7 separate regions of the Mus musculus genome follow, and regions 1, 2, 3, 4, 5 and 6 are each linked to region 7. The links are chromatin loops, found by intact Hi-C in ENCODE. Cell type or tissue: gastrocnemius. All regions are shown on one strand. Links, peaks and the distances in the headings refer to the core of each region. The heading gives the core; the rest is flanking DNA.

Region 1 (4,497 bases), core at 364-4,363, 610 kb before region 7:
TAGTGGCGGTGGCCATGATCCCCGTGCTACCGAGGTCCATGGTCAGCTTGGTGTAGTCGGGGTTCATGATTTCTGTGGTGTATTCCGAGCCATAAGTCTGCGTGGCGTAAGTGGACCCCGGAGGTGAAGGGCTATACTGGGCTTGCACGCAGGGCATATCTGCAGGGACAGAGAAAAGGGCTCAGAAGCCAGTTGACACTCCATCTGCAGCTGGTTCCACTGCTCTTGAATCAGGAAACAAGAAAGTGGTATCCTCTCCCACCTGCTGGCAAAGACTGAATGCTCCTAGCTTACTTTCTTCCTGGCTGGGAAGACAGCTGAGTTCCTGACTGTCAAAGGGGCCCCAGGGGCGATAAAAATGGACTCCCTGGGGATGGCTACATCCATCTTCCCTCCCTTGCTCTGTTCATCAAATCTGGATATAGATGCTTTTCCTCATAAGCCCAGGTCATTTAAAAAATTAGTTTAAGTCCCAAGCAGCAGCAACAACAACAACCCAAAAACCATTGGAGTGGTCTCCCTAGCCATAGGGAAAGGAAGGAAATGTCTTGTTAATTAATTTGGAGAGGAGGCCATTGGTGCCCCCAAGACTTACACATGTTGATTGGTGAACCTGTGAGTTAGTGAAAAAAAAAAAAAAAGATGTCCTGTGTAGTACAAGGGAGGCAGTGACATGCTAACATTTGATGAGTGCCAGCTAAGGCTGCCCACACAAGTTGTGGCCGCTGTTCCCCACCCACTCCTCCAAACAGGATTAGCAGCCTGCACAAACTGGACCCCTACTGATGACTTCAGCCAGCTTAAGTGGCGAGGTGGGCACGTAGGCCCAGGAAATGGACTGGGGGAGTCGATGCCATCTGCAAAGAAAAAGATCATCTGTAACAGCACACCCACCAAACCTGCTCTCTCCTATATACTGTGTGTGCGGATGCATAGATGTATATAAACTTCCCAATTCTGACTAATAGGATATTCTGACATAGTAAGATTAGAACCATTTTATAACAACAGCTAACCGCTTGTCTAACAGGCACATTAATCTAAGTATTTTCTCGTGAAGGGGGTGGGGAGAAGAGAAGAGAGAAATTTCAAAACAGATGAAGTCTCTCTGCCAGTTTGCCTAGGCTGGACCCCAAAGCAACTGGTTTAGGGGTGCTTGCCATAACCACAGAGGTTGAAGTAGGTGAGAAGGCCCTGAGAGTCACTGTCTCTTGTGGATGACTTTTCTAATAATTTTCCTTTTTTATGGCTAAGTCAAAGTGGTAACATGGGGAGTTTCTGGTGGTTGGTTTTTCCGAGTCAAACCCAGGTGCTTCACTTCTTCTTGGAGGGTGGGGTGTGAAGGTGTGACTAGCAGAAAAGTGGCTGCTTCACATTTCCCTTGACATCTTTCTCTTACCCACATTTCCAAAGCTGATTGAGTCATGCGTGTATGGGATGAGATCTTGACGTGAAAAAAGGTGCTGAGGGCCTGTTGGAAGAAGCAGCATTGAGGAGTGGCCAGTTCATGCCTGCCTTCTCCAGTGAGGCCTCCTGAGCTAGCTTGGAGTTAAAGGATTAAAAGGAGCTTGGTGTCTAGTTCTTAGGATGAAATGGAAGCTGTTTAAAAGAAGGGACACACAGCCTGGCCTTTTCATTTCCCTCCCTTGCATCTCTAAGAATCCCTCGGAATCACCTGCCATTCTGTCCTCTCCCTATTGCTCTTTGTCTTTCTGAAGTCTCCAGCAGGAGAGTGACTCTATCTGTGTATCTTTGGTGCCTACCCAGGCCCACCTCTTCTACCTTTACCAAATTTGTAAAGAGGTTGTGTAAACTAAATCTGAGGCCTTTATACTTACTTCTGTTTGTAGCTCACATGGGTTTCCCTTGCCTCTGAGCCTCAATCATCCAAACTCCTGCCTCACAAATCGTTTGGGTTTTAGATCAATAAAAATGTTCCCTATCTCCCCAAGTGATCCCTTAAATGAATATATTGAGTATAAAAGGACAAAAACAAAGCCATTAAAAACAGCATATCCTGATCTCTTGGAATATATGCTTTTCTTCTTAGGAAACATACTTTTGAGAAATGCTTCGTATAATTTCTCTGCTCTGCTTGGTAGTAGCATAGGGTGTGGTATACAGCGGAGCTTCGTGCCAAGAAGCCACCTGTGCTGTGAAATGTAGGGCCAGGAGCCCTACATGCTGGTACTGGGCAGGTTGACCAGACTGCCCGCTGGTTGTTGGTTTCTCCACCCATTTCCCTTGCTCGGGAGGATAAAGGGTTTCAGACCTACCTGGAGGGTATCTTGCGCGCTGAATGGTGGGGCTGGGGGTCTCTCCAGCGGAGGCTGAGAGTGTAGGAGGCGGGGACGTCGGGATAGGCGAAGCAGCAGCCGCTGTGCTGGCCCGCTCTGCTGAGGGTCCAGGCTCAGCGCCCGGGCTTGTCGGGCTGCGCTCTCCCGCAGTGGGCTCTGCAGGCACCGAGAAAGGGAACAGAGATTGCGGTAAGATTAAGCTGGGTCCTCTTTCCCAGGACTGGGTGAATGGGGTGGGGGTGGGGGACCTGTAGAAACACTAGATAATTACAAAGAATTGTCATAAGGTTAAGTGAAAGTGCTTAGGGCTCACGGAGCTACTGGGCAAGAAGCATCACACCGTCGTAGGAAGCTAAGGGAAGGTTGCTGGCACCCAGTAAGCTCACAGCCCTTTCTTTTGTGGTACACGATCTGATGCTAAAATCCCCCCCATGGTCGTCGCCAAGAAATTGATCTTTTCTACACCCACTGTTGGTTCCCAGCTTGCGAAGTCAGGAAGACCGAAGGGGGGCACTTGAGGAACGAATAGAAGTCCGAATAAGGGGGTGGTGGTGGCGTCAGGGAGTATACTGAAGAAAATAGCCATTTTTCAACTCCGACGGCCTCCACTCCTCAAACACAAATTTTACACGCCGCATAGGAAATGCACAAGGTCCGGAACGAATGCATGAATGCCCGGAGGAATTAAGAAAGTCTGCGCTTTTCATTCTAAATGCTAATGGATCTTCCCTTCTATTAGTCGAGAGTTTCGAGGGCCAGGGGTCAAGCAAACAAAAGGGCACAGAGGAAAGGCCTGTGCTGGGAGCCGTGCGCTCCGCAGACAGCTTTGGCTGCTGCTACGACGGACCGAGGGAGGTCCCCTGCACTCAGCGGGCGGTGTCCCCGAGGGTGGGCGGCTTCAAGGCTCAGGGCCACCCGGTGGCTCAGAGGGGGTACATTCCGGAGGGCGCTCAGAGCGGCTCCCAGGCGAAAGTCCCGGTGCACAGCCTAGTGAAACTTTGTGGTTGGAAGCTCAGCTTGACTGGCAGGGAGGAGAGCTCCAGCTGCCCCTAACTTCGGCTTATAGCGCCCCCCTTTGTTCGGGGTGGGCACACCTCAAAGGTTAGGAACCTGCCCCCTCCCCCTTGGAGGGGAACCCAACCCCCAAACTAACCAAAAGATCTCTGGTGAACGCTGGAGCCAAGGGGTAAGTTTCATCTCCTGCCACTCCGGCGCCCAGAGTTTGCTTGTAGAGAGAAAGAGACCCGGGTTTCCCAGGTCTAGGAAATTCTCGATGGCCAGGAAATGGGGGATTCCCTTGCCATCCCCAACCAAGGTACCCCGACGGAAACCTTGCGCTCGCTGAAGCGTTGGCACGAGTGGATCTTTCCACAGCTGTAGCATGTGCTTCTCATCCTCCTCCTCTCGCATCTTCAAAGGGGGGGGGGGTTCCTCCAGCAACCCCACCCCCTATTCTACTGGGTTTCCTATGCCCACTCTCTCTGGGAGCCTTTCAAGAGTAGTTTTTCTCTAAGGGGCAGCCTCTGAACTCGGTTGGGCGGGGGTCGCGCCTCCCCAGGGAAGGGGTTCCTCTCAGAGGCCGGCACACCGCCCATCGTCCAGCCCAGCCCAGCACCCCATCGGCCGCCCCCCACCCCCATTGGCCGGTTACCTAGGTAAAGCCTCTGCGCCTGGAAACACGTTCTGTCGCTCCGGCTCGTGGCCGCTGGGGCCCGGAGCACAGAGCCTCGGGGTTGTAAATTAGGAAGAAATAACTACCTCTGTCAAAGCCCCTTTCTTTCTCCGGGGCAGACGAAGGGAACACCCCCGTGTTCCTCTCCCCGTGGTGAAGTGTGTGGAGGAAACCGTGAAACACACCATTGTGACCTGGGCTCCTCCGCGGAGTTTCCAATCGGGGAGCGGGGGCGGAGGTTGGGCGGGGGCAAGAGAGGTGGAGGAGAGACCGGCAGAAAGGGAAAGACAGAGATTCTCAGAAAGACCGAGGGAGCTTAGGCAAACCCCGGGGGGGGGGAGAGAATTTCTGTGAGCGAGTGCTGGGTCCGGGATTTGGGGGTGGGTGGGGGGTGCCTGTGGAGGGAGGGAGTGGTGCCACCCCCACCCCCGGCAGTCTTTGGCGTTATGTGTATCTTGCTGGGTTAAAACAACTCCAATAAAGTAATTTCATTCATTGTGTTCAGTATGCGCGTTGGGCAGCTTTTCT
Region 2 (4,497 bases), core at 379-4,378, 760 kb before region 7:
GGATTTTGTATCCAGCCCCTTTGCTGAGGTGTTTATCAGCTGTAGGCGTTCTCTGGGAGAAGTTTTGGGGTCACTTACGTGTACTGTTATATCACCTGCAAATAGCCATACTTTGACTTTTTCCTTTCTACCTTGGCTCCCCTTGATCTTCTGTAGTTGTCTTATTGCTCTGGCTAGAACTTCAAGTACTATACTGAATAGATAGAGAGTGGGCAGCCCTGTCTCGTCCCTGATTTTAGTGGGATTGCTTTGTATCTCTCCATTTGGTCTAGTGTTCACTATTGACTTGCTGTATATTGCTTAGATTATGTTTAGGTATGTGCCCTGTATCCCTGATTTTCCCAATACCTTTAACATGAAGGCCTATTGTATTTTATCAAAGGCTTTTTAGTATCTAATGAGATAGTCATGTGATTTTTTTTTTCCTCCGTAGAAAAATTTTAAGTCAGAAAGAACATGGTTATTGGTGGGGTTTGTCCTGCTCCTTCACCCTTTTTCTTGCCTTCTGCTTTTCCTTGTGAGACTCCTAGTTGAACCTCGGGTTCCTGCACGCTAATACACGCTGCATCACTAAGCCACACCTTTACCCCCCTTTTTAATTTTGAGGGAAGGGTCCTCTTGTCCAGTGCTGGCTAGAGTTTGTAGTTCTGTCTCAGCCTCTCAGCTGAGAGTACAGGCTTGCTTCACCATGCCTAGCCTGATAGAGTTTTGTAAAAAGCACATTTTGTTTATCTGGTAATGTTTTTATTATTATTCCCTGTTAACAAGTTGGCTGGACCAACTGAGTATCTTCATCCCAAGAAAGAATTCCTTCTTATGAAAATTTACCTTAGAATTCATCATAGATCTAAGTGGAAAACAGTAAGCAAGGAAATCCTTAACAGTCAGAGGAAGACAAAGTTCTAAGAGCATCAAAAACACTTAGAAAAAAATGACAAATTGGTTTTCATCAAGTTATAAACCTTTGTTCTATGGATGATACTGTTAAAACTTAAACAAGATACAGAGATGACAACTTAGCATATGAGCAAGGTTTCCAGGGTTATTATATAGTCAAGAAATGCAAGGTAGAGTCACAGCGAGATGCTGGTCTCTGGCCTGATGGCACGCCAATACAGATTGATGGTTTCTTTGTGAAAGTTACACATTTATGCAGTACCGACCAATTTCTAGAAACTAAAGTTCATGTAAAAACCTGTGTGCATGTATTTGTCATAGCATTGTTTCTGACTACCAAAATCCTGATAGGATCCAAATGTCCTCAACATAAATGAGTAGACTTCTGTGGTACATATGTTTGTGTGTGTGTGTGTGTGTGTGTGTGTGTGTGTGTGTGTGTGGCATAAGATTAGCAAACACATGAGTGGTTGCCAGGGATCAGGTCCAACTGCAGAGATCTCACCTGGTTTGCAGAGGTAGTAAGAAAACACTGCACATTTGTTAAAATTTAGAGAACTTAGCTGAGCACTGTGCTTAGTGATCTCACGCAGCTGAAAACAGATCTTTAGTAAGTTTAAGACCAGTCCAGCTACATGCTGAGAGTCTCAAAACAAACAAACAAAAAGTTATAGAACTTGAGCTTTAAAGGAAAAATATCTATTGTGTTTCAGTTTTTTAAAATAAACCTAGTTTGTGCTTTGTCAGAGGGTGGACACAATTTACTGTTTGTATTTGTGTTTCACTGTCTAAAAGTAAAACATTGTAAACAAACAAGTTTGGAAGGTGGAAGAGACACACTTAGTGTTCCCGTTAGGAAAATTACAGCCCAAAATGAAAATCGGATAAACTTACTCTAAGAGTCTTCTTGCAGATCGCCACACTGTCTACTCAGACAATTTAGAGCTCTAAATCCTTGCTTTCCTCTGTCTCACGACACGGGGAACGTCAGGTCAGGGAAAAAGCCTGTCTCGAGTAGTCTCAATTTGTCGTGTTTGGGATTTACTCGTTCATTAGCTATTCCTTGACTAGCAGTTCTCCTAGTCTTGGCAGCTTGTAAAACAAACCAGCACCGTTATCTCAGGCAGTTCGAACATTCGGAGTCTGTGGCTTGAATTTTCTACTTCAGCACTTTGCTGTGGCGTGTCAGAGGATGATATCAGAAGAAATGTAAACTGATCTCCTCTCAGTGTTTATCTCTGATGTATGTGCAATTACTTCTGCACCAGAGAACCAAGGCAAGGCATTCTGTCAATACTGCTACCTGACAGTCATTTGTATTTGTAAACTGTGCATTTGGCACCCGCTGCTTCTCTATTGCACTGAAGCTGGTGGGGAACCAACATGGTGTACAATGAAGTTGTTGGTAGGTACAGCTCAGTGGGTGTTTGGAAAGGGGTGGGGGACACAGTACTTCCAGGACCTCAGAATAGAATTTAAAAAGGAAAAACTAGGAACTGGTAATATTTACACAGAGTAGCTGTTCTTGCCTATGAAAACAGAATAAAAACAAGAATATGTAAAAGCCAGGCTGTTGTACCCAAGGAACTAAAATATGTATGGAAGTCCATTTTTGAATCTTTTTTTCTTGTTTGTTTGTTTGTTCATTCGTTTGTTTGTTTCCAAATATATGTGTGCTCTATCTGCATATATGCCTGCATGCCAGAAGAGGGCATCACATCCTAGTATGAGCCACCATGTGGTTGCTAGGAATTGAACTCAGTACCTCTGAAAGAGCTTCAGACAATGCTCTTAACCGATGAGCCATCTCTTCACCTAGAAGTGCATCTCATTTTTGTAATATATTAAAAAAACAACGGTTTTCTGTTTGAAGTATATAATAATCTCTGTAAAAGGTAGGCAAAGGAAAACATTCAATTTCTCAAGAAATTAAAATTAAAATTCAGTTATTACTTATCAAATTGGCAAATCAACTTCATTTTTTTTCTTAAATCATGTTGACGACTTTAGAATGCAAATCTATGGATAGCAAAAAATTGATTAGACTTGTAGGTATCATTTGTTTCCATTTTAGTGGCTACAACTCAAGGAAATGATTCTAGAGAAACCTACTTTGTAAGTGTGCTGCTCAGCATAGTCTGGACCACCTCGGGAGAGGACTGGACTCCCAGAGCTTTTGAGAATCCACAGGCTCTTGCTGGATTCAAATGCTGTGAGACACTCAGTGGGGCTAGTTCTAAAACTGAATATTTTTAAGTAATTTCCTCTAATATTTTCCCCTTTGAACCTCAACATTTTTAGTGTGTTTTTTCTAGGATTTAAGTTTTTTGTTTTATGTGTATGTGTGTGCCAGTAAAAACATATGAATCATTACAGACACACACACACACACACACACACACACACACATACACACACACACACACACACACACACACACACTATTTAAGTATCTACCAATAAAGATAATAAAATATATTTGGGATACAGCATCTTGATAGTATTACCTCTGTTAGTGGTAATTATAGAAAAATTTCAATGAAGCACGTGCAATAATTAGAACATTGGTGCTGAGGAAATAGTTCAGCAGTTAAGAGTCCTTGCTGCTCTTTCAGAGAAACTAGTTCTGGTTCCCAGCACCTACCTGTCTCCTCCTACTGTCTGTAACTCTAGTTCCAGGGGATACAGTGCCTTTTCTGGCTCTCAGATACTAGCCAGCCACTAGTATCAGTATGTACATGTAGGTTCTCAACATAAAATGTAACCTAAAAAGTTAGAACACAAAAGGTGTATCTAGTTGCCTGTAATAGCCATGGTAGGATTGGTAGGATTATAATGAAATATTTCTTTACAGCACTATCAAGTTAGTAAAGTAGAGGTCAGCCTGTTTGGGCAGTTGGAGCTAAATAATTGTTTGCTCTTGGTTTTAGAATTCCTGGAAAACTCAAGCAGTTTGTATTTGACCTACATTCTGGAAAATTACACAGAGAATTCCATCACGGACCTGACCCGACTGACACAGCCCCAGGAGAGGTAGGACTCCTGTGTTGCCAGTGGGGACTCTTCTGTGGAGACCGCCTCAGAGGGGACTTGAGCTAGAGTTGCGGCTCCTGATACCTCTCTGAAGAAATTTGGAGCTGACTAAGACACATTTAGGTTATGCGCCTTTAAAGTTACTTCTTAAAATGCCAGGTCTCCAGAAAAGCTGTAAAGTGCTGTGTCTGGTTTCTCATCATCTAAACTGGGGTGACTGGGTATGACGCTGTGGGGCGTAGCTATACAGGGTTAAATAGAGAAGTGAGAACATAGGATTTGGGAAAGTAGTTGAGAAAGCAGATCAGTGGACTCCCGTTCAAGCTTGCTTTTGCTGCTGAATCCGTGCCCTCGCTGTCCTAAAGCACTGCTCTGTCACCTTGTCCATCCATGCTAAGGGCCTTCATAGTCGCACTGTTGATAGTGTTCAAACACAGGGCTCAGGACAGCTTTCCCAGTGGATAGCTGAATGTTTGACAAGTATTTATCAGTATTTTAAACTAGCTTTTACTCACATGTAAATTCTCAGGTGGCATGTTGTTCTACAGATAGATTCTCAGAAGGACA
Region 3 (4,497 bases), core at 183-4,182, 64 kb before region 7:
GAGGCAGAAACAGGAGGAACCCCAATCCCACACCACCACCGCTGTCACTGCCACTGCCACCACTGCCACCCCAGGGCTTGCTGGCCACTAAGTCTAACTGAATAGGTAGCCACAGGTCCCATGGCAGGCACTGTCTCAAAAAAAATAAAGGTAGACACTTTTGAGGAATGACACTTGAGATTGACCTCTGGCCTGTACACACACACACACACACACACACACACACACACCACAACACAAAAATAAATGTTTTTTTTTAAATAATGCTTTCCCACATTATTAATAATTCATAGAAATCCATTTAATAGCTAAATTCTATCATGTGGTCAGGTCATCGTTCAACCATTTTAGTATTTCCATAGACTGTGTACATGTGTGTCTGTGTCTGTGTCTGTGTGTATACAAGAATTCAATACTGAAGGTCTTCCTTAATCACGCTCCATTTTGGTTTTTGTGACAGTCTCTGCAGCTCGCTGATTTGGCTCCCCTGGCTAACTGGCTCTTCCTGCCTCTGCCTTACCAGCACTGGGATCACAAGCATACGCTGCCGCGCCCACCCAGCTTTTTTACATGGATTCTGGGAAATTGAATTCAGATTCTCATACTTACACAACAAGCACGTTACTGACTGAGCCGTCTCTGGCCTCGTTAACGATTTTTTATAGAATGGACACTGCTATCAGGAATCTCTTCAGTCTTGTGTCCAGCTTGGCACTCCAAATAAACAAGAAATTAGCAATCGGCTTTGTCCTGGCTCTTTCTTTCCCACTATCAAATTCCCTTCCACAATGCTTCTGATCTTTTACATTCACAACCTAAGATAAGAAGTTCGTTACGGTTCAATGTGCACAAGCCAGGCGTGGTTGTGCACATCTGTAATGCTGCACTCAAGAGGACAAAGCAAAATGATTGTGAGTTCAAGACCAGCTATGGCTACATAATGAGACCCTGTCTCAGGTAGGATAGATAGATAGATAGATAGATAGATAGATAGATAGATAGATAGAAAGATAGATAGAAAGATAGATAGAAAGATAGAAAGAAAGAATTGGTTGACTCTAATTGTAAATTCTACTGTACACTCTTTGCAGTACTTAAGCCTCAGTCCTCTCTAAAATGCATTATTGAGGACTTATTTGATACACCCTTGCCTTTAGATAGCTACTATCCAAGTCCCCACTTTATAGATGAAGATGGAGTCTCCAATAGGTTAAAACCTTGTGCAAGGACACACAAACAGTAAATGACTAAAGCAAGTTTCAAAACTGTGCAGTCCAATGCCACACCCCACCCCCTTTGCAGAAGGACAAGAACACCAGCTATTGTGCTTACAGAAAAGCAGAAAGAAACCATGAGAGAGCAAACGCACGGCCGATGAGAACAGACACAAAGCGGATTAGAAATGCTAGGAACCCTGTGAGTCGGAAAGGTAGCCATGAGATCCTAAACTGTACTTTTTCTTTTCTCCATGAGTGAGAATGACATTTGACAAAAGCCAGCAGATCACATGTTTTACAGTTAAGCCTACAACAACCCAGCTATGGACACGAGAATGGTCTGCCACAGAGGGAAGAAAGCAGGAGCCCCAGCTTCCTAAATCTGAAGAAATGAGAAGAAAAAGCCTGAAGCTACTGTTCAAAACACATAAGGTGGGTAGAACAGGGAAACACTTCTCCAGGGTTTCTGGCTAAGGATCTTCCAACGCCATGAAATGGGTGCGGTCTGCCCACAGACCACAGGACCTGGATTTTGTAGAAGACAGGTTGGCTTTTTTGCTATGTGCCACAGCGCCACCTATCAGAAGTAGTGTGAAATTGCATCATAACCACCAGGGCAGTTCTGGAGTCCTTCTGGACAGAAGACCACACCAGGCCCACACCTACCAAATGCTGACATCGCTGTGGTAAAGAAACCAGTGTCTGCCCTTGGGAAGTTCACAGTCCATCAGAAGACTGTGGAAGGCTGTACAACAGAGATCTGTGAAAGGGGGGGGGGGGGGAGGGAGGGAGTTGAAGTTGCCCTTCCCAGAGGGTTCCACAGGGGGAGCTACTCCACCCATCTCTTAAAGATGGGTAAAGATCCTAGGCCAGACTGGCTGACAGTGGCAGAGGATGAATATATGTCTCAGAGATCGGGAGGTAGGGAAAATTCTAGTACATTAAGGGGGTGGAATGCTGGACTCTGAGTCTTGCTTAGCTTTGTGTTTAAGGAGGGGACTTGTGAAGATTCAAATCCCAAATTGGGAGTGTCCACACTAGAGTCCATGTCTCCCGATTCTCAGTGAACCAGGGAAGCGCAAGGCCAGCCCACTCCCGAGGCTGTGCCCTCAGAAGACCTAATGTCAGTCCAGACCATCTCCACACGTTTCTAGAAGACCCTTGCGAAGCACCTGACCTTTCTGCATGTCAGATTATCTATCTATAAACAGGAGTAATAATAATGATAAATGCTCAGCCCAACGCCGAGTCGATACTTAATACCCAATAATCAGATTTTAAAGATGATACTTTTTAAATATTGACATTTTAATATTATAATATTATTGGCATGTGTCTCAAACTACCGTTACAGTAGCCCCATTGTCTGAAGAATTTTGGTTTTTTTTTTGTTGTTGTTGTTGTTTTTCTTTCTCAGTTACCTGTACAGAGGTCACATGGAAAATTCAAGAAATGACTCATACACTTTCAGTTGTGTGGCTTTCTGAGGAGGAGAATGAAATCTCATGCCAGTGCACTTGTCCCATTGGAGGTGGGGATGGTTGCTGTGTGCTGGGCGCCCATACTGTGTATGCTACTGTGAAAGGCTTCCTGGTGAGCCGCCTCCTCCTACCTTGCATTGGGCAGGAAGTCATCTAGTCCTCTGCACCGCCCTGTGCTTTAGGCTTCTAATTGGGCTCTGCTTTTGAGGGAAACACAATTTGCTAGGTCATCTGGGACGACAGCTGTCTGTGTTTATAAATCCCAAGGTCATGATCAGCACTCAAAGAAGTCAGGATCCAAATCACACAGCCTTGTTTTTCAGCGTAATTCATTAGATTTTACCTGGAAACTTGAGAGAGCAGCTGGGATGCTCGCACCAGCCTGAACGCAGGGGATGGGGCCAGAGGAACCAAAGGCAGTGCTATGCCGGCTTCGTTTTCATTCCTAGAAGATCCAAAGTGCTACCACAGACCTCCCAGAACTACAGGGCACACCAGTCCCTAACAAAGCACATCAAAGGATCACTAGGGCCAGGGAGATGATTCAGCCAATGAAGACACCCAGCACAAGACTGCTGACCTGAGTCTGTCCACACAGCACACAGAAAGGAGCAGAGAAGGACTGCACAAGGTTGTCCGTTTCATCTGACTTCCATATGTGCATCATGTCGCGTGCATACACACCTGCACGCGTACACAGCACACAGACATATACATGTACTCATAATAGATAAAGTTTAAAGAAAAAACATCACTTTGAAAGGCACGGGTGGGACCTGCTTGTAGGAAGCACTCAAACTAGAGGGACAACCCCAAAGGTGACCCCATGAAGCCAGCAGGGGGAGAACACAGTAGGATCATTTAAGAACCATAGACAAAACCCTGTAATCCAAGGCTGAAACGATCTCACATCACAGCACCGGTGCGTGGAGTCATGTGGCCCAAGAGAACTGCAGGAAGAAGGGATGTTCCAACAGGGCTTTGTGAAAAACATAAAATCCAGGCCCAAAACAGAGGGCAGAAGCACTCAGGAGAAATAGCTAAGTATGAAGTCTACCTCCATTATCAGATTATGTTAAGCGTCTAGGAGGAGGACTGCTCTCAACCTGATTGATTGAGTTTTATTTGGTTTGGACTTTTGGCTTTAGGGTGTTTGTTTTATTTTGAGACAAGGTCTCACTGTAGAACCTAAGCTGTCCTGAGACTCTTTTTGTTTGAGTTTCATTCTTTCTTTCTGCTTATGTTTTTTGGTGTACTTTTAAGCCAGAGCCTCATGTAGCCCGGGATAGCCCTCTAACCTTGAGGGGGGCATCCTCTACTTTCCAAGTGCTGGGCTTACAGATGTGGGCCACCACGCCCGGAAGGAATGGAGGGATGGAGGAATGGATGAATGGGTGCAGGAAAGGGAAGTTAAATGTAGCCACCTCCATTTCTACATGTATCTCCACTCCCACGCTTCAGCCCAGACTTACTGTCAGAGTCTCCTGCTTTAGTTATTTGGGCGCCTCTTTAAAATAATCCCCCAAATTGATTTCATGGATCCCTAGTAGACTGTAAGCTAGAGTTTGAAAAATGTCAACATAGTATGATTCTTACTACCCCCTTCCTGAGAAGAAAAGAAATGTAGAGATCTGAAAATGTGGACTGTGTTGGGGTAGAGGGGGCCTCATTGTGGCCAGACAAGCAGTGCATGGGAGTGGATAGAAGAGCAGAGTAAGTTAGGAGGGGTCTGCGGCTTTGCCTAAACATGAATGAAGCCCTGGGTTCAGTCCCCAGCACCACATGAACTGGATGTAATG
Region 4 (4,497 bases), core at 318-4,317, 140 kb before region 7:
AATCAGGATGCCGCATATCCTGGTGTGGCAAAGGGGGGAACCTAGTGTGTAGAGTATCTACACACATTGAACACAGGAGCTGATGGCTTCACTCTAAGTAAAACCACGGATGGGCTAGTGACAGGAACTTGTAGGCACAAATGACATGGGGGCTCTTACATTGCCAGGACAGGAAAAGGATGAGGTCATATGGATTTTAAAAACATACATTTATATCACCCGCTCTTCCTAATGTCCTACCAGTCTATGCTTTTTCCCTTCAGAAATTGTGTGCAGGCACATGGTATACGATCCAGCTTCCCAACGGCTTTAGGAGATGCCAAATATTTAATGACACCCCACCTCGAAACAATAAATACATTTGAGTCAGTTCAGACTCCTGGGGAAAAGGATGCTGAAAATTTGATGAAAAGGAATTAATAAATTATAACCAAGCTATTAAGATGTGAATCGCTAAAGACTCCTGACACTCTTTTCCTTCCTCTAATTAGAATTAGGAAACAAATAAACAGACTTGCCTCCCTGTGCTCAGAGCTCTGCCCCACCCCTCCAAAGCCACTGTCTGTCCAGCTCGTCGACCTTCATTTAGACAGTCAGACGGCTTTCAACAAGATGGGCCGTAAGGTGCTCACAGCCAGTTTAGAGACAGTGTTCTGATTCTCTGAGCCAGATGTTAGGACCTTATTGATGAGGTGCCAATCACACAGCTGGGGAAAGAGAAGGTCCAATTTGTGGGCCGTGGGGTATCTTCCCAATCAAAGTCCTCCTGCTGATGGATTTCAGGGCCTGCTTCAAACTGCATGAGAAGACTCAAGCTTCCCAGAAGGAAACTTAGATTGTTTGCCCACCTTTGCTTTCTGTGTAGCCAGAAGTTGAGTCCAAAGGAGAGGGAGCATGTTGCCCAAAAACATGCAAATTGTGATAATGAAACCCATACCACTTGGCTGGAGATATGGCTCATCATAGAGGGTTTGCCATAAAGGCATGAGAACCTAAGTTTGGATGCCCATGGCCTATATAAAAAGCTAGATGGGGTTACATGCACATATATGTTACCCCAGCAGTGGCAGGGATGGGGGTGGGGGAACAGACAGATTTCTGAAGCTCATTTGCCAGCAATCTAGGCAAATCAATGAGTTTCAGGTTCATTGAGAGACTGCTTTAAAACATAAAAGTTGGGGAACAATCAAGGAAACACACACACACATTTTGCATAGATAAAGCCTGGATGGCTTCTCTTTCTTAATAATTGTCATAGAAGTATGTCACATGCATACTGGGCCCAGAAACTGACTCTTGCTCATGTACCACAGGCCAAGACAAAGACAGCGTAGATGAGTCCAGGGTGGGCATGGAGGGTAAAATGAGGAAATCATGAAAATTTATCTAATCTCAAGACCTTCATTTTGCTTTTATGTGCAGAGTGAGTGACTCAGTGCCAAGAATGGACATGTGGCTCAATGCCAGCAATGCAAAAACTCATTTTCCTCCAAATATTTCATGTGTTCTGCATCAACACAATCTCCAGCAAACATCCACTCAGGTTTGTCATCCCTTCCGTGGTGAAGAAAGAGAAATAAGACACAGCCTCCGGAGGCTCCCTGACTAGGAAGAGACGCAGATGTCCCACGGGTTGCAACCTGAGAGGACGGTGCTACATGACAGATGTATGCAGGGTGGGGATGACAGCTGAGCTAAGTGTTGAAGGATAAGTCAATTGGGAACATGGCAAGGAGACCGAGTTCAGACAGAAGAGACGCTAAATCGTGACATGAGATGGTCCGAGAAATCGTGGCCAGGGGCAATAGTATAGGTACATAAAATAAAATGTAGATTGGTTGTTTTCTTTTTCAAGAAGAGGCTATCACTGGAGAGTGGAAGAAGAATCTGTCTGGAGCAGAATTAAAGTAATAAAAGCCCAGTGTTACCATTTATGGTTGTTGATATGGGTTTCCTGTGCCAGGCTTCTGAGACACCCAGCTACCACACCATGACTAGACCGTGTCATCGCCAGAGAGTGCTGCTGAGGAAGTGTGCCCAGGAGGACAAGTTGGGACTAATGTGGACCATTGCTTCTCAGATTTTCAATCCTACTTGTTGAGACCCAGGGATGCGAAATCACGGGACCCAGCATCATAGATCCAAGTTCAAATCCACACCATGCTATCTCTTGATGGGGGTTTTCTTTTGCCATAATATTTAACAGTCCCAACATCTTCCTATAACTACCTCTGTGGTGGTTCTTGCCAAACACCCAGAACACTCTGTAAAGCTCAAGGGGCGGGGGACACTTCCCCATCCTCTGTGGTACCCCAGATACCTACATATCTTTCCTCTTGGGTGATCTCCAGGGATGTGGGCATGTCTTGCCAGTCCAGTCCATTTTTTGCACGTGGGATAGTATTCATACTGTCCCATGCCTTCCCTTCTTCCCCTTGTGCTTCTGTCCCTACACCCAAGATGAATAGCTATTTGTCAGCCTTAAAGGTCAGCCTTTCCTAAGGTGACCACTCCTCGATCACTACACCCAAAATGAATAGCTATATGTCAGCCTTAAGGGCCAGCCTTTCCTGAGGTGACCACTCCTCGCTCACACACAGTCCCTCTCTCTTCTGTCTTTTCCATGCCCTCGGGGACTTCCCTACTATCTGCCAATGATGTTAACTTATATCCCACAAAGTACTGGATTCCCAGAGCACAAAGTTGCTTGCCAATTCATCCTAGAGTGCTGAACACCAGTTGGGTCAACCAGCCTCCCAGGCAAAGAGATTCCAGGCCTGACTCTGCCATCTACTGGTTGCCAGTCCCAGGCTGCATTAAACACCAGTGACCATGCCAAGGCCTGACACAAAGGCACTCATGACAACTTTCTCACTGTGATGCACATCTGTCATCTTGGTCACCCATTCCCCATTGCTAGACCATGCAGAAGTGAGCAGGTGCTAGCACTGTGTGGCCGAGTGTTCCTGGTCAGTCCCATCATCCCTTACAGTCCAGCCATCTCCTTTCCAACTTCCAGAAAGTCGCCACCATGCATAGTGAGTGAAGCACACCCTGCCCCGTTTCTAGCACATTATTTTTGCCCCTCTTATTATAGCTCTCTGGCTATTTCAATGAGATTTTTGCATGGGAGTGGAATAAAATGCATATATTCATATTTTTGTCTTGGGCATCATCAAAGTATTGAAGCAGATAGGTTATTTTAAGAGGCATTTCTGACTGAAGGATATTCTGACTTCTTTTGGATATTCTGGCTCACTCTTCAATTACTGGATTTGAATCCTGACTCCTCCACCTCATACCAATTACATAACGTCTCTGAGTCAGTTATCTCATCTGTAAAATGGGAATAGTGCCGCCTATTATGACATGTTCCACCAAAGCCTGTTAGGTCCCAGCTGGTGGCACTATTTGGGAAGGTTCTGGAAGGTCTTAGGTTTGGGAGGCAGGCCTCCTTGGAAGTAAAAGATCAACAAACAGGTCTTGGCCACTTCTATAGTCTCCTTGCTCTGCTTCCTGGCCACCAAGACGGGAAATGCTTTGCTCTGCTATGGCCTCCTCACCTATGAAACCAGGAGTCAATATAAATCTTTCCTGCCCATACATCTTTTTATGTCAGGTATTAGGCCACAAAGACACAAAAGTGATGTATCCCTATTTACACAGGGGGTTGTAAACTTGACAATTACCAAGTACTCATCATAGGTATTCAATTACGCACTGTCTTCCTGTGTTTAGGTTTAAGTGTTCTTTACATATATTGGTATTTTCCCCCTTCTATAATATCATCTAAATCTGGGGGAGATAAACTCTGTCAAAACTCCATGTGACCCAGAAATGAACCAAGTAAACTAACACTGAGAAGGCTTTTTTAGACAGAAAACTATGCATTGCATAGAGCTCAGCCTCACTGAGTTATTTGGGGACACATTGTAACAGGTTGTGATGCAAACCTGATACAATCTCCACTTTTCTGGTATCCTTTCCCCTAGAGTGTCTGTACTGAACCTCTTAACTCAAACATCAGCTTGTAGTTTTTTTAGGCAAAAAAATCTCAGGCAGAACTCAAAACTCCCAAGTCCCAGCCACCATGCCCAAAATGATAATCCCTTGAGAATGTTAATTGAATGCTATAATTATAGACTATGCATAATAGGCATTTTGCACTGATGTTGTACACTGCCAAGAAAATATTTACTTGGCTAACTCAAGTCCATGACCAAGTCTATTTTTTTCACAGCAGAAATAATGCTCTCGTTTGGCACCACCAGACGCACCCGTGGGAAGTATCCTGGATGCTGCAAACATAATCAAGATGTCTCATACATGTGCCCCTTATAAGTCATATGCCTCCTTCCTTTGCAAGAATATCCCTAAGTCTTGTGTGGGCTCTTTTTTCTTCCTTCCTCACTTTTCAAGAAATTAGCTGCTTGTTGGAGATCCGTTGAGGACAAACAGGAGAGGCTGGAAGTTGGGGCTCAGGCTTCTTGTCTCAAA
Region 5 (4,497 bases), core at 165-4,164, 690 kb before region 7:
AAATAATAAGGACAACACAAAACCTTCTAATGGCCAAAGTGAGAACAATTTGATATATTAAGTACATAATAACAGCAAAATAATCATATGAGATTTTGTTTTTTTTTTTTATTTTTCCAAGACAGGCTTTCTCTGTGTAGCCTTGGCTGTCCTGGAACTCACTCTGTAGACCAGGCTGGCCTTGAACTCAGAGAACCACCTGCCTCTGCCTTCTGAGTGCTGGGATTAAAGGCGTGGGTCATCAGTACCCAGCAATCATAGGAGTTTATGTTGACACAAAATAGTGAATACAGATAAAGAAACCAGATGGAAAGTGCCTCCTTAGAGCAGAAGTCAATAAAGGAGGGAAATTGAGGGCTGTTACAGTATCAAAGTAATAAATAGTACTTGGGGAATAACTGGACTACTAATTGCTATAGAGAATCTCCCAGATACCAAATTTAACTAAGTCATCTGATTGTGTCAACACACAAGCAGTAGGTCCCATCTGGAAGGTCCATGGAGGCATAAACTGAAAAGGGTACTTATACCTTGTGGTATTCTTAACAGAAATGCAACACAATCTAGTCCCAACTAACTATAGACAAACTCCTACTTGAAAGGCATTACCAACATTCCTGACTCTTCAAAGCACACAAAGTCATGATACTGCTACAGATTGGAAAAGGTAATGTCGCCAGGCCCATCAAGAGTAAGGCTGCTTACTAGATACCATTGTAGAATACAGAAGGGACTCTAATAAAAAGAATGGAATCCCAAGAGACCCAGTTAACCAGATAGTAATCTCTTGCTCTCTGTGACTGTATTAAGGATGGTATGTAAAATACTAACACAAGGGCGCTGTAGTGTTCTGTACTATGTGTACGAGTTTTCTTTCTCTCTTTTTTGTTTTTCTAAGACAGGGTTTCTCTGTGTAGGGCTGTCCTGGAATTCAGTCTGTAGACTAAGCTAGCCTTGAAGTCAAGAGATCCTCCTGCCTCTGCCTCCTAATGCTGGGATTAAAGGCATGGGCCACCAAGGCCTCCAGCAACTTCTGCAACTTTTCAATAATTGCAAATGACTCCAAATTTTTTTGTCTGGTGTTTGTGCATGTATAATAATTGCTGTTTCATGGATGAAAGAACGTGTAGAAGACAGGCCTGCAGTCATTTTCCAAGCACACACATTTGCAGTGAGAGGTGTCAAGTGCTTTTTATAAACTTAATCTCTTGGTACTTGCAACTAAGATGATATGGGTACCATGATACTAGGGTTCCACAAGAAGAAAAAGTACCCAAAGGTGAAGTAAATTACTCAAGAGTTATTTAAAAGCGAAAGAGCCCCTTTCCAGGAAAAAGGTCCCAAACTGCTGATAACACTATCTCCCAAGGAAATGCGTCCCCTTGGGCATGTGGGTGGTACAAGGAGAGTAAGTGCTGGCTCGGTCCCCGCAGCTGCGGCCTCTCCGCGTCCTGCTTGGGCACCGGTGTCGCGTCGTCCCTCACGGAGTCACCAGGACGCACCCAGGCCACACCAACGACCCCAGCGGCGCGGCTGGCCCGGCGACCCAGGGCCCGAAGCAGCTCTTCACAGCGACCCGGGAGGGCATAGCGCAGTGGGGCCTCGGCCTCCCCGCTCCCGCAGGGACAGCTACTCCAAAACTGAAAACAGAGAGGCTTGGCCACTTCTGGTCGCGGCCCCGGCGCTCACACTGACCCGAGGCCGGGCTTGGTGACCGGCGCCTCTCCCTTGCGTCCACAGCCCGGCCCGCGGTGACACATCGCAGCCCAGCGACCCCGTGGCGGCAGCCCGGCAGCCCCTTACCTCCCGCCTAGGCGCTCGAGGCCGTCGATACACACTGCGCAGACGCGAGAGGGGCGGGGCGTCTCCAGGGGCGGGATATGTGGCCCCGCCCCCTACCCGGCCAGTGGGCGTGGAGGTAATATAGTGTGCCAACCACTGGATGAACAATTCCAAGTGTTTTATGGGTCGTCTTGTGTACTGTATCTAAGACAATTTACACTTGGATAACCTTCTACATGTTACAGTTTTCCTGCACATTGTGTTCCTTGAATTTTGTTGGCGAGGACGGCCTTGTGCCCCTAGCTCTTTAGGTGTGTAAAAACTGAAGCTCGGAACCCAGTGCCATCCTTCCCCGCCCCGCCCCGCCCCGCCTCCCAGAGCCCCTGAGTGACTGGCTAGGAGTATCTGAATAGCCACAGGCACAAATGAAAGAAGGCATAAACTTTTTTGTCCAGAGCCTGCTGCAGTGCTTTGGGCGTCTGTCCTTATTAAAATGATACCTGGTCACTTTGAGGCTCAGCACAGATAGGAAGTGACTCACTCCAGTTCAGCCCGTTTGTGACAGCGCTGTACTCACAGCTGGTTTTCCTAATTTCTTCTCAAGTAGTTCCAGTTGGACCAGCTGCTGCTAGAACAAGCTTTGAAGTGTGTGCAGGTCATTGATTCTCCTCTCTGAATGTTCTGACCTCAAGACCTAGCCAACTAAAATATATATATGACTATTCAGGTCTTTGCTTGAAATGGATCTTCTGATGATGAAGTTTTCAACAGTCTTAAGAACATTTCCTGTTAGCTGTAAGGAAACTCAGTTCTTAGGATCTGCAGGTAGAAAGGAAGTAGAGGGGGAATTTTAGCCCACAGATTAGGGGCTTAAGAAAGTCTTGAAAGGCAATTTTTAAAATAAAGCTCATTATTAATTAAGCTATTTGAATTTTCTTTGGGGTATACTGGATGTTAGTGTTTATGGTACCCTTAGTTCATAGATTGAGGCATATCTATCAAATTTTCATCCCAAGGAGAAAAATAAAGGTATTAGGTAATGCCATAGGATGGATGGTAAAATGCCAAAGTCAGTTAAACAAGCAATAGGGAATCATTTAATTGGTAAAGTGCCTGCTTCACAATGAAGACCTGAGTTTGGACACCCAGCACCCACATACAAAACCAAGCTCTGTGGTATATGTTTATGATCCTAATACTATCTAAATAGACAAAAGGATCCATGAGCTTGCTGCCCAGCTGGTCTTGTTGAATTGGTAACCTCCAGGCTCACTGAGAGATGATGTGTGTTCTCTCTCTCTCTCTCTCTCTCTCTCTCTCTCTCTCACACACACACACACACACACACACACCGAATCCATTAAACAAGACCTTTTGAAGTAAAGATAACTAGTGTTAAGTTTTGAAAAAGTACAACAGGGAGCTGTGGCACTCTGGAATTGACTTTGGCCTTCCAGGTGGTTGTATGATGTTTGCTGTAACTTAGGTGTGTCATGTAGAGAGATAATGATATTTAATCTAACAGTTTGGCTAGCCTCACTTACAATCTACAATACTTAATTGAATCTTTCAATATTTAGACATAAGGGGTGTGACCATTCTCTGTGCTCTTGCCTTAAGCCATAAAGTTATTAGGATAATAAGATCTGCTGCCACGAGACAAAGTTTTCTTGATATCTTAACTTAACCCAGTAGATCCAAAGAAAACAAAACAGTAAGGAGAATACATCTTGGAAAAAACAAAAACAAAAAAGAAATTATTACCTGGTAACATGATTGCTTTCATGGAGAGCCTGTAGATATGAATTCAAACAACTTCAAGGTGGTTAAAGAGATGGCTCTTCTAAATGATAATCACAAGGTTAGAAATGTAGCAGGAAAGTGAACACTGAGAAAAATGTGTGATTGTATCTATGAGAAGGTAGAGGAGCTATAAAAAGAGTGGAGTAGCCCCAGAAAGGTTGGGTTTGGGGAGGAGAGGCTTAAAAGGAGTGTCAAGTATCAACAATCTCAAAGACAAAAAACGCAGGATTACCTCATTAGATGCAGAAAAGGCCATTGACAAAATTCATCACCCCTTCATGGTAAAAGTCCTGGAGAGATCGGGGATGCAAGAGACATACCTCAATAAAATGAAGGGAGTTTACAGCAAGCCCATAGCCAGGATCAACTTAAATGGACAGAAACTCAAAGCATTTCTACTAAAATCAGGAACAAGTCCAGATTTTCCACTATCTCCACACCTACTCAATAAAGTCTTAGCTAGTGCAATAAGGCAAATGAAGAAGAGCAAGGGGATACAAGTTGGAATGGAAGAGGTCTAAATATCTTTGCAGATGATATGGTAGTCTGCATAAGTGACCCTGAAAATTCCACCAGGAAATTCCTATAACTGATAAACATTCTTAGCAAAGTAACAGGATACAAAATCAAGTCACAAAATTCAGTAGAGCCTTTCAATATATAAATGACAGATGGACCGAAGAAAAATCAGTGAAACAAAACCTTTCACAACGGTCTCAATAATGTAAATATCTTGGAGTAACTCTAACCAAGCAAGTGAAATACATGTATGACAAAAACTTCAAGTCACTGAAGAAAGAAATTGAAGATATCAAAAGATGGAAAGATCTTCCATGCTCACAGATTGATAGGACTAACATAGTAAAAATTGCCATTCTACCAAAAGATCAAAAGCAATTTACAGATTCAATG
Region 6 (4,497 bases), core at 232-4,231, 610 kb before region 7:
AAAGTTTCAGCTTGGAACCCACCGGTAGCTGGGCGAGAAAACCTGAAAGGGGAGGCGGCGGGAGGGGGCCACCCCATATTAAAAGTTGTCAATTTCAGGAGCGACACTTCCCAGCGCGCCAACTTTTAAGCAAGTCCCCACATTAACTGGGCATATCGTACGTACTTGGGTGCTGTGGCGGTTCCGTCTTTAGAGCGAGTTTCTAGAGAGCGACCCCGAAATCTGGATTGGGGGAGAGTCACAGCTGCTGTCCCGGAAGGGCTGCGGTGCACAAACCCAGCGGCTCCCAGAGGCGGTGAGCGGCTGGCGGGGGATGCTGCGATCCCAACTCATGGGAGAGCGCCGCCGAGAGGTTCCGCAGGCATCCAGTCTCCGGCTGCGACCAGGGGGTAGGATGTCGCCACGTTTCCCACCTCCACGGACACTGCGGGCTCTGTCAGCGTTGCAAAGTGAGCCCTGGAGGGGCGTCCGGCTGCGGCGCGGCGCGGCGCGACACTGGCGAGGGAGCCGGGTGAGAGGGGTGTGAGCGCGCGGGAGAGAGTGGAGTGTGTGTGCGGAGCGTGTGAGCGCGCGTGTGTCTGTCTGTGTGTGCAAGTGAAGGAGCGGGTGTGAGCGTGTCTGTGTATGGGGAGCGGAGGAGGAGCAGGCGCTGGAGGGGTGGGGGGCGGGAGGCAGGAGACTCGGCTCTCCCGGCTGCGCGTTCGCTCGCTCTCTCGGCACGTCATTTATGCCACAGGAGCCCTAGCAGCCTCTCCATAGAGTGCCTGGAATGCGAGACGTCAATGTGACGACATGGGACGCTACGTCACCCTCCTCCTCCCTCCCCTGGCCCAGCCGGTTCCGCGTGTGCGAGGGTGTGTGTGTGTGTGTGTGTGTGTGTGTGTGTGTGTGTGCGCGCGCGCGTGCGCGCGTCCTCCGGCCATTCTCACGGCCGCACAATGGAAACCACGGGGAGCTGCGGACCCCAGCCCTGAGGCTTCTCAGATTCGCGCGGCCAACCCCTCTGCACGGGAGCCGCTTGCCAGGGCGCCGGTCTACCAGAGGGTGCCGCAGCCCGCCCGCGGGTCAGGCGGGACCGCCCAGCTGTCAGGCTCCGGGTGGAGCAGAGTTGGAGGAGTGCTGCTGGCTCGCCTCCGAGGCTGCCCCGAGGCATCTAGCCAGGTCCAGGGGGTAAGAGAGAGGACAGCTCTTCCGAAAGGGAAGGCTACGCCAGCCAGCTTCTCCGAGTGACCTGGCAGTCGCAGCTGAAGGAGTCTGGCACCAGGCCGAAGACTCCCAGAGGTGCAGCTGTGCTTCCCTCATGCAATGGTTCTAAGGCTGTTTACGTCCCTCTGGCCCTCTGCGCCTAGGCTAATTTGCCTCTTCCTCCTGTCATGCTGTTAGTGTTTCACCCTAGGATGCAGACAGTTCCAGGGACAAGATTTTATTTCTTTTTACTTATGGTGTGAGGTTCTTGACTGGACGCTTTATAATCCAAAGAAGTGCACATCCAGCCACGCGCGCGCTGCACGAGAAACTATATATAAAACAAACACACCACACGTGTTGAACAGCTGAGTGAGTCTGACTGTTCCTCTACTCCCCAGCACCGGGTCAGACATGGAACTCAACTCGCATTTGAGGGTTGTAGATGCCTCCCCTTCCACCTCTCAAATGAAATATTCAAAATCAGTCAACAGGATTCATTAGGTTGTCTCTAGGGGATCTTAACTATGGTCTCCTGGGGCGGGGGGCGGGGGGGGGGAGGTACATTTGTCTTCCAAGTATGTAGAAAGTCTGGGCGACTGTATAAGGGACAGCGATTTTTTCCTGGAAAAAAATTTAGGGTGTCACTTTCTTGCTGAGAACAAAACAAAACAAATAACAAAAACAAAACAAAACAAAACAAAACATGTTTGAGTTAAGAACTCTTAGTTCCAAAGGTTGCTGCTAACTGAAAGTAACCTCTTTCAGAAAAAAAAATTTTTTTTTACGAAGACGTTAGAATGAAACAACACAGACAGACGCGGTCTCCAGTGGTCTGCTAGAATCTCAAGTGGCATTTTCTTTTGATCTGCCCCAACAATTGAGCGTGTGGGTGGCAAAGTTGGGGGAATAGGATCCCCTAGTCATAGCACATGCTTCAGAATCTAAGAAGGTTCGAACTAGGACCAGAAACTCGAAAAACAAAACAACACATGCATAGTGTGTCTCTCTGTCTACGCCTCCACTTTCACTTTAGCCGGCTGGTGTGCTTAAGACCGTGAGCGGACGCTCCGAAAGTTGTCCCAGTCCAGAGGAACCGAGCCCCCTGGCTGCGGGTGCGTTCCCATCCTAGCCCAGAAGGAAGGAGGGCGCTCCTACATTGAATCCATTCAAAGGCTGGGGGTTGGGGGAGCAGGACCTGGAGCCGCGCGGCGCTGACGCACGCGAGGCGCGTGATTGACGCAGGCGATGTTTCTAAATTGGGCGGTTGGCCGGGCCCAGGCGGCGGCGCGCGCGGCAGATAGCGGAGTAGATTCCCCTCGGTCACCCCCTCCCGTCTCCATTCAGCGCGGCGCGGCGTGGGGCGGGGCGGGGTGGGACGCGCGCGTCCGCGCCGGGATCCGGCGAACCAAATATAGACGGGTCCCAGCTATTTTTAGTGGGACGTCGGGCGCGCGCACGCGCGCGCCGCGCTAAGGGGCGCCCCGACTCTGCCCGGAGAGCGGACTGCCGAGTCGCCATCTTGTACTCGGTTCGACCCTGTCTGATGCCCGGCAACGTGGGGCCGAGGGTAGGGGGCTGGAAGGGAGGCGCGGGCGCGAGCGAGGCGCGCTGCCTGGGGTGCGCGCGCCCCGAAGGCCGAGCGCGATCCTCCCCATCTGCTCGCCCGGGCATTGCAAGCCTCTGGGCCAGGTCCCGCCACCGAGCCTGCCCGACCAGCCCCGACTCGCGAGGGGGCGGAGCTGCCTGCGGCCACCACTTCCTGAGAGCCGGGGATACCCATCCCGGACGTCACGGAGGAGTCGAGGCGGCGGTGGCGGCCCGGGGCTCAGCCTGCACTTGCATCATGGGTGCAGCAGCAGCTGCCCCGATCCTTTGTGCCTTTTTCCCCCTATTGAGTAACTGCTTTGTTAACTGAAAATACCATGACGGACCAGTGTGATCACCAGTTCCAGACCTCAAAGAAAGTGAAGCTGTCAGGCAAGAAGAGGGAGACTCCCCCAGCCGGCTGCGATGGTATCTGGTGGGTGGGTGTGTAGAGAAGCACTTGACAGTTTTCCACGTATTACTTCTTGCCTAACTCTTCACCCTTAAGAAGGTTTAAAAATAATTTTATTTCCATGCTGTAAAAATTTCATCTGTGTTCTGCACCCCACCCATTCTCCTTCACTTTAAAATCTCATGCAGAACTGGAATCACTCAATTCAGGAACCCTAAAATTAGGTACAATTTTTAGGAGACATGACATCTTTCCATGGAATTATAGAATGCGTTCCATTTTCTAATTTAATATGTGAAAGGTCCTTGCTCACTCGGTTTATTATAAAGTCACTAACTTTGTTCATGTGAATTGGAGGGTTCCGGTGTCCTGAGTTGAGACAGAAGTAATTTACCGGATCTATGATAATGCCACTTATGTGTGTGGTGGTAACAAAACCCCCGGTATCATGGACACTCCTGGATTGAAGGAGGATCTTCTCCGGCTCTTAGCACTTAGGACTCTATATAAACGGTGCTTTTTATTTCTGGGTAGTAGTATTGGGGGGGAAACACTTATCCTAGTTTACCTTAAAAAATAAATTTCACCCTTAGCTAGCTGGGAATCTCCAGGAGCAGATTTGATCTTTGAGTGGGTGTGCGTTTGGGGACCGATCCTGGCTATTTTTACATTACTTTCTTCTTGTGCTTTATTTTATATCCTTCCAGTCCTGAGGGTCACTCAGGTCACCTGCCCTAGTTCCTTAATGCTCAGTCAGGGTGAGCTAGTCTACTGTTCCTAGCTGGGGCTGCCTAGGGTGGAGAGCTGGATTCACTGTGGGAGAGTTTGCAGTGGTTATTGATAACTGACAAGTTTCTGAAACTCAGAAGAAAAGTCATGAAAGCAGAGCCAGGTCTGGGCACCCTCCTCTGCTCCATCCAAGGTCCCTAATGAAGGCAGCTCTTTCCATGAGCCAGACAGACTTTTTAAAGTATATGTTCATAGCTATTCTTTTCTGCACTTTAAAGGCCAGACTTACTACAAATAGAAAACAATATTCTGTGAGGCCTATGCAATGATTTAATTTTATTTTTAGAAATCTATATTACTTTTTTGATTACAATATTCTTAAGTGAAATTCAGTACTGGATACAACTATATCTCCTGTTTTCAGATACCAAATAGAATAAGTGCCTTAATCGGTGGCATAATGAAGACATCCCAGGTTTGGTCCTTTCTCTAGAAAAAAAAAAAGGACTTTCATGTATGTTCTTGCTTGTAATGTTAAGAAAGTAATTTCTGCTTTTTCAACAGCAGTCTGTTAGAAACTATCT
Region 7 (4,497 bases), core at 325-4,324:
AGGTCAGCCCTAGACCTGGGATTTATTTGTGCCCATAAACAAAATCCCAATATTAATCGCCAACTATTTCTGATTCTCAGTTAACGTTCTCAAACATCTTGAGTCCCCAGGGACTCTTTGCCTTGTCATATGAAGATGATGTTTCCAGATTTATATTCCCCAAAGACGCGGGGAGATCATAAAACTTAATGTATTCCGTGGTTCGGAATGACAATTTCACCAAGAGGCGAGGGAATATTTCCGTGTGGATCATTACGGCACCATGTAAGTTGTTACTGTCCCACTTGCTTTTGAATATGTATCTGCCTCTGCCTATAGAACAGCTCCTTTGCCCCCTCTGGGGCTGAAAGTGGCTGTGCAACGGGGCAGACAGTGAGAGCAAAGCTGAGAACAGCCCCCTGCCTGGGATAAGAAGGTGATGGGCGGCAGGCAGAAGGTAAGAGGCTCTCTTAAGCAAAGTGACTAGCCAGACCAGTACACCGAGCAAAATGACTAGCCAGGCCAGTACACAGAGAGAGATTTGGTCTAGAGAGGGAGGCCACAGTTGGGCCCAGGATGGACCTCAGATCTATCCACAAAGAGCTCTGCCCTAGGAGATTTAGCTTGAACAGGTTGCGGCATGTGCAGAGCCCATGAGGTTGTCAACTCTCTAGCGCTGTGGCAGACAAGCCCAGATAACCAACTTTATTTTAGCTCCGGTGTGGAGGTTCTAGCTCATCCCTTAGGCCTGTGACAAGCAGCAGCGCATCACAGCGGGAACACACGATGCTACAAAACCACCTCCTCATGGGCAGGAAGCAAAGGGACAAGTTGCAGAGCTTGGTGACCTGCAGATCTCTCGTTCGGCCCTGCCCTCCTAAAGGTTCCCCCATCTCCCAACAGCACCACACCAGGAACCAAGCTTTTAACACACAGGCCTTTGGGGTGCATTCAAAATTGAAATCACAGCAGTCCAGCTGCATAGAGGCTAATGGTAGGTTTAGGGCGTGGGATGGGAGGCATGGTTCAGTAAAACTACTAGATAAAAGAGGATTTGATGTAGTCAGAATTTTCTGAGTGTTCCTTTCTGGTTCTGTGCTTGAATCCATTCCATCCTAGTAGCAGAGGCAGAGTGACACCTGGTAAAATGTCTTGCACATAACCAGGGCTCCTGGAAAACATGGGGGAAGGAACCATGAATTCTGCTGCTTGGGAGGAGGCTCAGTACGTCTAAGCAAGGTGACACTAGGCATAGCATTACATTGTCCTGTGACTTGGGGAAGTCTCAGATTGCTGTCCCTTCTATTCCTCCCTAGATTACCAAGAGGGTCACTTCTCAGTGCCCAGTTCTAACTACAAATTGAAGCTGATAATGTGACCCCATGTCTCAAGATAGCTATGAAGGCGATTACAGCCTTGTGAGTGTACAGCACATAACCAAGAGCCAGGCACAGGCTTTGAAGCCAGTACATGCAGCTCTAAGGGCCTGGATGCCTGCTGTCAAGCTTTGTCAACAGGCAAAACGCAACTGTGATGCCTCCAAGGAGAATGTGGCAGGAACCCACCTCCCTTTAGAAAGTCACCTGGGGCAGGTTGCTAATGTCAGAATTGTGGGGGTAGCGGAGGCGACTCCACCTTGAGTCGCAGCAGCAAAGGAAGCAGGGGGAGGGGAGGATCCTGGGTAGAGTAGGGAGAGGACCACAGGTCCACAAGGGAGAGAACGGGTGAGCCACAGGCACAACAGAAACAGCTTCACTCTCCAACCTATTGCTGCTTCTTGGACTCCACACTTAAGGATGGGGACAACTGGTGGAATCGATTTATAGACATGTTGATTTACAGATAAACACATGGCGCTTCTTGGCTTGGTTTGTTTTAGAGAAGAAAGACGACTCTGAGAACATAGCTCAATGGTAGAGTAATTACTGAGCATGTGCAAGGCCCTGGTTTCTATCTCCAGCCCTGGAGAGACAGAGACGTGTGTGTGTGTGTGTGTGTGTGTGTGTGTGTGTGTGTGTGTGTGTGTGTGTGCGTGCGTGTGTCTGAGAGAGACAGAGAACACAGAGATATTCTGAATATGATTCTGTTCATCTATATTAAATAAGAGGCTTAAATGTGTGGTTAATGAGACATAGTAAGAGAAAATAAAGACATGAGAAATTGCATGCACTCTATGTCCCTAGAGAACTTCCTTGTCACGATGCTTAGCTGCTCCTCACTTCATCTGCCTCACGTTAGCCTCAGGATCACCGGGTGGGGTCCCACAGCAAGCGATACCATCACATTTCATCATGAAGGCCCAAAGGCTGAGAGCATCAGACCAGGCATCTGAATCCAGTTCTGTCTGCCTAAACCAAGCATCCTCGCACCAAACAAGATATTCCTACACGTTAAAGGCTTGAAAAGCTCTGGAGGTAGAGGAAGGTCTCACCATCCCTCCCTGATCGCCTTCCAAACGCCAGGCGAGAGGGTTGTAGGGTTGAGCTGGCTCTGGGAACCAACGATGTATGTGCAGCTTTCGCCCCCTGGTGGCTGATATGCGAAGTGCTCGACAGTGGAAGAACAAAGGCTGCTAGCGTCCTTCCCTACCGCCCCCCCCCCAACCCCCGCCCCGGAATGGGGGTTGGGGTCCTGGACTTGGCTCTAGCGGCACGATAGACTAATGAGCTGTACATCTGCTCAGGAGGCAGCTGTTGAGTGCCTGACGGAAGGGTCGAGCCTGAAGGAATGAAATGAAAATTTGATTTATGTCGCTTGTTTTGGCAAGCTTTTGGGAAATGACCAGCCAGCAGCGCTGCCCCAGCACTCATGAGGGGTGAAGGGTGAGCGAGTGTCTCCTTGTCGCTCCACCTCACCCTTCAGCTGTCAACGAAGTCGTCCGTGGGGAACTGACTCTTATGCCCCTCCTCCAGGCAGCTGGCTTGTCCCGCCTTTGCTGGAGATGGGGGCGGGGGGCCTTCTGGTTCATCTCTGCTCTGTCTGAAGGGGGCGGGGGGTGCAGCTTCTTATACTTGTTTGAACATACATGTAAGTGTCCTCAGCTCTAGGCATCTGCCAGCTCCAAGCATTCAAAGGGGTCAAAGGGTGTGTCAGCTGAGAGGATGGCCACGCCCGCTATATTTTCAGAGCAGCGGCAATCTCCATGAGGATCGGGCTCCTTTGAGAAAGGTGGCTCCTTAACGCCAGGTCTCCTGGCACTGTGTGGCAGGTGTATGAATGAGGCCACAGGGAAGCTGGGCACCGTGCTCCAGAGCTTGCTTCTCTGCCTGCCTGTCCAATGTTCCCCTCTCCCAGGAGTATTATGGGAAACACCAGTCCAGCGTGTCTTCTCTAGGGCTGGGCTTCCAAGAGAATCAGCCCCGGGGAAGCTCCCTGCTCGTACAGCCTGCCGGAGTGGGAACACTGCCATCCTCCCTCCCTCTGCCCTGCCCCTTAGGGTGCTTCACATATACTTTCTCTGTATTTCATACTACCTTATTGAAAAGGGGAGACATATGTCTCCTGAGAGGCTTTACCTAGGAGCAGATGGAAGCAGACACAAGCATCAGGTGGCCTGTGGGGAGTCCTGTGGAAGAGTAGGGGATAGGATTAAGCCAGCCGGAGTGGTCAAAGACACCACAACTAACCTGGGCCTGTGGGGGTTCACAGAGACCGAACCACTAACCAGTGGGCTGGACCTAGATTCCCTATACACTTGTAGCAGATGTGCAGCTTGGTTTTCATGTGGGTCCCCTAACAACTGAGCTGTCTGACCCTGTGGCTGCCATTGGATCCCCTTCCTCTACTTGGACTGCCTGGTTGGTCCTCAGGAAAAGGGGTGTGTAGTCCATCTAGGACTGGATGTCTCAGGGTGGGGTGGTACCCCAGGGGGCTTTACTTTCTCTAAGGAGAAGATGAGGGAGTAATGGGGGAGAGGGATTTGTAAGGGTGAGACTGGGGGGAGTGGAGGAAGGGGGTTGATCAGGATGCAAAGTGAATAAATAAATTAATAAGAAAGAGAGATTAAAGTGAGTGGCACAGTTGCTTTCTGGCCTTCATGAGGAAAACCTGGGAAGTGAGCTTTGTCTGTCATGTGTGCTTCGCAAAAGCCAAGCTCCTGTCTATGAAAACCACTTAGGAGGTAGGAGATACCTGAGACCAACTTGGAACTCTCAGCTGTCCCCCTGCCTCAGTCTCCCCAGTGCTGGGATTACAGGTGTGAGTCACCACCCCTGGCGGAAGCATGCTTTTCTGCACATGTCCTTCCCATAGACTCCCTCTCCCTGAGGTCATCAAACCATTTATGAGAGGGAAAATGACACGACCTCAGGTTATATTTCCCCTTGAGTGTTTATATTGAATGAGTGAACTAATTAATAACTAGGATTTCTGCATAGATTCGTAATAGGGAAGCAACAATCCACCACTGAAATGTGCATGACGGTGGGGAGCCACTGTCCAGGCAGAGCTGGTGACGCGTGAGGGACTCATACATCCCCAGAGACCCGGAAGACCTTCGTGCCAAACCGGGACCATTTA

Evidence for each region. Hi-C counts contacts between places; a loop is a spot of excess contacts. Peaks named below come from ENCODE experiments on the same cell type or tissue, not always from the same donor. Only the 100,000 strongest peaks of a DNase experiment are listed, where the experiment ranks them.
Region 1: a loop joins it to region 7, with 2.4 times the contacts of the local background. A loop is called at or near these places in 9 of 42 quality-filtered maps.
Region 2: it touches region 7 in a loop (2.7-fold over the local background); 5 of 42 quality-filtered maps call a loop at or near these places.
Region 3: a loop joins it to region 7, with 4 times the contacts of the local background. A loop is called at or near these places in 11 of 42 quality-filtered maps.
Region 4: a loop joins it to region 7, with 4 times the contacts of the local background. A loop is called at or near these places in 8 of 42 quality-filtered maps.
Region 5: it touches region 7 in a loop (2.3-fold over the local background); 2 of 42 quality-filtered maps call a loop at or near these places.
Region 6: a loop joins it to region 7, with 2.7 times the contacts of the local background. A loop is called at or near these places in 14 of 42 quality-filtered maps.

Annotation. Positions count from the first base shown.
Region 1 is chr4:48,046,908-48,051,404 of GRCm38, reverse strand. Nr4a3 (nuclear receptor subfamily 4, group A, member 3) reads right to left here. Exons shown (of 8, transcript NM_015743.3): 2 at 2,277-2,453; 3 at 1-159. The coding sequence starts at 157. Among named protein-coding and RNA genes, the nearest start is that of Nr4a3, 3.9 kb to the right of the region's middle. In gastrocnemius, for the core only: a CTCF peak has its summit at 3,363; DNase peaks (open chromatin) are centred at 2,336, 3,287, 3,956, 4,175 and 1 more place; H3K4me3 peaks cover 1,782 bases; H3K27ac peaks cover 183 bases.
Region 2 is chr4:48,196,236-48,200,732 of GRCm38, reverse strand. It overlaps Erp44 (endoplasmic reticulum protein 44), which reads left to right. Exons shown (of 12, transcript NM_029572.3): 11 at 3,828-3,930. Among named protein-coding and RNA genes, the nearest start is that of Mir1958, 15 kb to the left of the region's middle. In gastrocnemius, for the core only: a CTCF peak has its summit at 2,593 (motif pointing right); no DNase peak of the experiment used is centred there.
Region 3 is chr4:47,500,157-47,504,653 of GRCm38, reverse strand. No RefSeq gene overlaps it. Among named protein-coding and RNA genes, the nearest start is that of Gm42283, 7.6 kb to the right of the region's middle. In gastrocnemius, for the core only: a CTCF peak has its summit at 1,801; a DNase peak (open chromatin) is centred at 1,796.
Region 4 is chr4:47,575,980-47,580,476 of GRCm38, reverse strand. No RefSeq gene overlaps it. Among named protein-coding and RNA genes, the nearest start is that of Gm32487, 25 kb to the left of the region's middle. In gastrocnemius, for the core only: a CTCF peak has its summit at 2,802 (motif pointing left); a DNase peak (open chromatin) is centred at 2,760; H3K27ac peaks cover 341 bases.
Region 5 is chr4:48,122,265-48,126,761 of GRCm38, reverse strand. Stx17 (syntaxin 17) reads right to left here and starts at 1,843. Exons shown (of 8, transcript NM_026343.2): 1 at 1,804-1,843. In gastrocnemius, for the core only: no CTCF peak of the experiment used is centred there; DNase peaks (open chromatin) are centred at 1,541 and 1,844; H3K4me3 peaks cover 1,592 bases; H3K27ac peaks cover 1,222 bases.
Region 6 is chr4:48,041,385-48,045,881 of GRCm38, reverse strand. It overlaps Nr4a3 (nuclear receptor subfamily 4, group A, member 3), which reads right to left and starts at 577. Exons shown (of 8, transcript NM_015743.3): 1 at 166-577. In gastrocnemius, for the core only: CTCF peaks have their summits at 1,045, 2,309 and 2,900; DNase peaks (open chromatin) are centred at 1,513, 1,710, 2,483, 2,806 and 2 more places; H3K4me3 peaks cover 4,000 bases; H3K27ac peaks cover 4,000 bases.
Region 7 is chr4:47,436,195-47,440,691 of GRCm38, reverse strand. No RefSeq gene overlaps it. Among named protein-coding and RNA genes, the nearest start is that of Alg2, 36 kb to the left of the region's middle. In gastrocnemius, for the core only: a CTCF peak has its summit at 2,504 (motif pointing left); DNase peaks (open chromatin) are centred at 2,510 and 2,905; H3K4me3 peaks cover 1,182 bases; H3K27ac peaks cover 1,107 bases.